2 separate regions of the Homo sapiens genome follow, and region 2 is linked to region 1. Evidence: read pairs that join two places in POLR2A ChIA-PET (ENCODE). Cell type or tissue: Caco-2. All regions are shown on one strand. Region 1 holds the start of ERBB2 (erb-b2 receptor tyrosine kinase 2). Region 2 has its middle 25 kb from the start of ZPBP2.

What was found. ChIA-PET counts read pairs that join two places held together with the same protein. Peaks named below come from ENCODE experiments on the same cell type or tissue, not always from the same donor. Only the 100,000 strongest peaks of a DNase experiment are listed, where the experiment ranks them.
Region 2: POLR2A ChIA-PET joins it to region 1 with 5 read pairs; 3 of 35 experiments call an interaction of 5 or more read pairs at or near these places.

Annotation. Positions count from the first base shown.
Region 1 is chr17:39,698,475-39,700,974 of GRCh38, forward strand. ERBB2 (erb-b2 receptor tyrosine kinase 2) reads left to right here and starts at 1,590. Exons shown (of 27, transcript NM_004448.4): 1 at 1,590-1,837. The coding sequence starts at 1,765. In Caco-2, no CTCF peak of the experiment used is centred here; DNase peaks (open chromatin) are centred at 1,487 and 2,347; H3K4me3 peaks cover 1,593 bases.
Region 2 is chr17:39,891,673-39,894,172 of GRCh38, forward strand. No RefSeq gene overlaps it. Among named protein-coding and RNA genes, the nearest start is that of ZPBP2, 25 kb to the left of the region's middle. In Caco-2, no CTCF peak of the experiment used is centred here; no DNase peak of the experiment used is centred here.

The DNA of each region.
Region 1 (2,500 bases):
GGTCTCGATCTCCTGACCTCGTGATCTGCCTGCCTCGGCCTCCCAAAGTGCTGGAATTACAGGTGTGAGCCACCGCGACTGGCCAGATTCAAGATTTGAACCCAGGTCCTCTTGGTCCCAGAGGCCCCTGTTTCTCAACTCCCTAGGATGGCATAGCAACCTGTCCCACAAGAGGTGCCTGCTTTAAGTGTGCTCAGCACATGGAAGCAAGTTTAGAAATGCAAGTGTATACCTGTAAAGAGGTGTGGGAGATGGGGGGGAGGGAAGAGAGAAAGAGATGCTGGTGTCCTTCATTCTCCAGTCCCTGATAGGTGCCTTTGATCCCTTCTTGACCAGTATAGCTGCATTCTTGGCTGGGGCATTCCAACTAGAACTGCCAAATTTAGCACATAAAAATAAGGAGGCCCAGTTAAATTTGAATTTCAGATAAACAATGAATAATTTGTTAGTATAAATATGTCCCATGCAATATCTTGTTGAAATTAAAAAAAAAAAAAAAAGTCTTCCTTCCATCCCCACCCCTACCACTAGGCCTAAGGAATAGGGTCAGGGGCTCCAAATAGAATGTGGTTGAGAAGTGGAATTAAGCAGGCTAATAGAAGGCAAGGGGCAAAGAAGAAACCTTGAATGCATTGGGTGCTGGGTGCCTCCTTAAATAAGCAAGAAGGGTGCATTTTGAAGAATTGAGATAGAAGTCTTTTTGGGCTGGGTGCAGTTGCTCGTGGTTGTAATTCCAGCACTTTGGGAGGCTGAGGCGGGAGGATCACCTGAGGTTGGGAGTTCAAGACCAGCCTCACCAACGTGGAGAAACCCTGTCTTTACTAAAAATACAAAAAATTAGCTGGTCATGGTGGCACATGCCTGTAATCCCAGCTGCTCGGGAGGCTGAGGCAGGAGAATCACTTGAACCAGGGAGGCAGAGGTTGTGGTGAGCAGAGATCGCGCCATTGCTCTCCAGCCTGGGCAACAAGAGCAAAAGTTCGTTTAAAAAAAAAAAAAAGTCCTTTCGATGTGACTGTCTCCTCCCAAATTTGTAGACCCTCTTAAGATCATGCTTTTCAGATACTTCAAAGATTCCAGAAGATATGCCCCGGGGGTCCTGGAAGCCACAAGGTAAACACAACACATCCCCCTCCTTGACTATCAATTTTACTAGAGGATGTGGTGGGAAAACCATTATTTGATATTAAAACAAATAGGCTTGGGATGGAGTAGGATGCAAGCTCCCCAGGAAAGTTTAAGATAAAACCTGAGACTTAAAAGGGTGTTAAGAGTGGCAGCCTAGGGAATTTATCCCGGACTCCGGGGGAGGGGGCAGAGTCACCAGCCTCTGCATTTAGGGATTCTCCGAGGAAAAGTGTGAGAACGGCTGCAGGCAACCCAGGCGTCCCGGCGCTAGGAGGGACGCACCCAGGCCTGCGCGAAGAGAGGGAGAAAGTGAAGCTGGGAGTTGCCACTCCCAGACTTGTTGGAATGCAGTTGGAGGGGGCGAGCTGGGAGCGCGCTTGCTCCCAATCACAGGAGAAGGAGGAGGTGGAGGAGGAGGGCTGCTTGAGGAAGTATAAGAATGAAGTTGTGAAGCTGAGATTCCCCTCCATTGGGACCGGAGAAACCAGGGGAGCCCCCCGGGCAGCCGCGCGCCCCTTCCCACGGGGCCCTTTACTGCGCCGCGCGCCCGGCCCCCACCCCTCGCAGCACCCCGCGCCCCGCGCCCTCCCAGCCGGGTCCAGCCGGAGCCATGGGGCCGGAGCCGCAGTGAGCACCATGGAGCTGGCGGCCTTGTGCCGCTGGGGGCTCCTCCTCGCCCTCTTGCCCCCCGGAGCCGCGAGCACCCAAGGTGGGTCTGGTGTGGGGAGGGGACGGAGCAGCGGCGGGACCCTGCCCTGTGGATGCCCCGCCGAGGTCCCGCGGCCGGCGGGGCCAGAGGGGCCCGGACGAGCTCTCCTATCCCGAAGTTGTGGACAGTCGAGACGCTCAGGGCAGCCGGGCCCTGGGGCCCTCGGGCGGGAGGGGGCAGTTACACGGCAGCGGCTCGAGATGGCCCATCCAAGAGACTGGCGCTTTCCAGGCTCCGAGGGGCTCCGGGAACTTGTCAAAGAAGTTCTCTGAAATTGTTCAGAAAGTTTTCCCGCAAAGGGTGTATTGCGTAGAGCGCGCGCGCGCGTTTCCCCCCTTCTTGAGCCCCCTCAAGCTTTCTCAAAGCCTTTCCAGTTGGCAGCCTCCGCCTCCGGACTGGCCTGGGCTGGATTCCTTGGGGGGGTCCTCTGCCCTGCCCCTCCTCCAGCCCCTCCCCGCTCCCCTTCAGACGATTTTGGTTTGGTTGCTCCTGCTTCTGGCGGGGTCGGGTGTGTGTGTGTGTGGTGGAGTGGAGGGTGGCATAGCAACCTGTCCCAACCAGAGCCGGGGAGGAAAGGGTGGCCCGGAGGGTGGCCTCTTGCTGGGGTCTGGGTTGGGGGCGGGGGAGACGTTTGCTTTGAACAGATTCTTGGGGCCAGCTTAG
Region 2 (2,500 bases), 190 kb after region 1:
GATACATCTATCCATCTTAAAAGTACTTGCTGTTTCCCCAAAATGTAAAGATATGTAGTCCCAACAGTCATTGTTTCTATTGCTATTTTAAATACTTCTCAAATTCAGTCACAGTTCCACTGAATATTCTTACCTAAAGACTAAACTGTAAAATTATCTACCAACAATCTGTATATTAAAAACTGGAAAGGAGAGAGAAGAAGGATAGCATATTAAAATAAAGGTATTGGCTGGGCACAGTGGCTCACACCTGTAATCCCAGCACTTCAGGAGGCTAAGGCGGGTGGATCACCTGAGGTCAGGAGTTAGAGACCAGCCTGGCCAACATGGTGAAATCCCGTCTCTACTAATAATACAAAAATTAGCCAGGTGTGGTGGCACACACCTGTAATCCCAGCTACTCAGGAGGCTGAGGCAGAAGAATCGCTTGAGCCCAGGAGGCAGAGGTTGCAGTGTGCTGAGATTGTGCCACTGTGCTCCAGCCTGGGCGACAGAGCAAGACTTTGTCTCAAAATAAATAAATAAATAAATAAAGGTGTGAATACAAGAAGCAAAGAGAAAATATGCAAAGCTACTTTGTTTCTGTGATTGGTCATTAAGGTTGTAGTTTATACCTATGGCTTCCTTCTGCGGGAAGCCAATTCCGTGTTATTCTTGCCCTCAGTCAGAACTTCAGTTGCTGTGGGTTCTTTATGTGGTGGAATGACTGAAATTTTATTGCCAAAGTGTCTGAATCTTTATTGTTCTTACCCCTTCTCCTCCCCACACCTGTTTTTTGGTTGCTACGTAGTTTTCCATCAACCTTTACTATTGAAGATGGAAGAACTAGAGGTACCTCAGAGAATCTGGGTTCCAGACATAGTCCTCCTTTCTACCCTTGTGTAGCAACTCAGTTTCCCATTGGTCATCAGGATCATTCTCTCCAGCCAGATTAACTCTCCTTTCTCACCTCATCCCCTTTTTTCCCTGCTTAGTTCAACAACATATGGAGCCCAAAATGTCCAGGTGACAGTCTCATCTTCCAAACCAGGGAAGAACCATTGTGGTGTCTCCTTGTGGAAGCATCCCCCTCTTGGGAACAAAGATCTCCAAACCATCAAAGCTCAAAGTTACCAGGATAGAGAGCGAACATTCTTCTAGTGGGTTATTGGGTGGAATAGTGAGAGGAGCCACTCCTACACCCACTCTTTGATTCCTGGACTATCCTGGCTATGAGGGAGACAGCACTAGATAGTGGCCTCTGATTCAAAACCTAAACTGCATCCTGTAAAGCAGAACCCATTTCTTTCAGGGTGTTGTCTCCCAGTTGACACTGTAACAGATTTTAGTGAGCCATTTCACCTTTCCGTTAAGCTAATTGCTTCTAGGTGATGGGGAGTGGAGTAAGACCAGCGAATTCTACGGCCATGAGCCCACTGCTTCACTTCCTTTGCAGTGAAGTGAGTTCCCTGATCAGACACAATGCAGTGTGGAATGCCATGATGGTCGATAAGGCATTCTGTGAGTTCACAGGTGGCAGCGCTGGCTGAAGCATTATGAGCAGGGAAGGCAAACCCACATCCAGAATATGTGTCTATTCCAGTGAGGATGAATCTCTGTTGTTTGGATAGTTTTATTCTGTCGGCATAAAAAAAACTGGGCACACAGGTTAATGACTAGGTTACCCTGAAATAGGCTAATGCATTATTCTTTTCCATAATAGCACATCTCATTTTGAAACAGTAGAACTTCATAAAAGTGAGAAAGAGAGTATGAACATTTTAGTGGTAGGATTCTAAAGTGATTATGTCCCCCTAAGAAGGAAATGTTTCCCTCTTGAAGGTAGAACTACCACCCCAACCATCCTAAAGAGACAGATGCCTGGCCGGACACAGTGGCTCACGCCTGTAATCCCAGCACTTTGGGAGGCTGAGGCAGGTGGATCATCTGAGGTCAGGAGTTTAAGACCAGCCTGGCTAACATGGTGAAACCCTGTTTCTACTAAAAATACAAAAAAAAATTAGCTGGGCCTGGTGGCAGGCACCTGTAATCCCAGCTACTCAGGAGGCTTAGGCAAGAGAATCACTTGAACCCGGGAGGTGGAGATTGCAGTGAGCTGAGATCACTCATTGCACTCAGCTTGGGCAACAAGAGCGAAACTCCGTCTCAAAAAAAAAAAAAAAAAAAAAGAGAGACATGCCTATGGAGTTCAAAAAGAAACGCTGCATGTACTCCCACGTTATAATGAACACGTGTACATATAGAACTACACGCCAGGAACTGCACAGAGTGTTTCCGATGTATTCAGTAGTTCTCATATTCATCATAGGAGGCAGATACTCTTATTATTCACATTTGATACACATCAAAACGGAGGCATAATAGGGAAGTAATTTGCCCAAAAAGTCACATAGCTGGTATGTGGCAGACTTGACATTGAATATTCCAGTATCTACGCTCTCTTCATTACCAACTATTCTGTCTTTCATAGTAAGTTTTATCTTAAACACCAGTAATTATT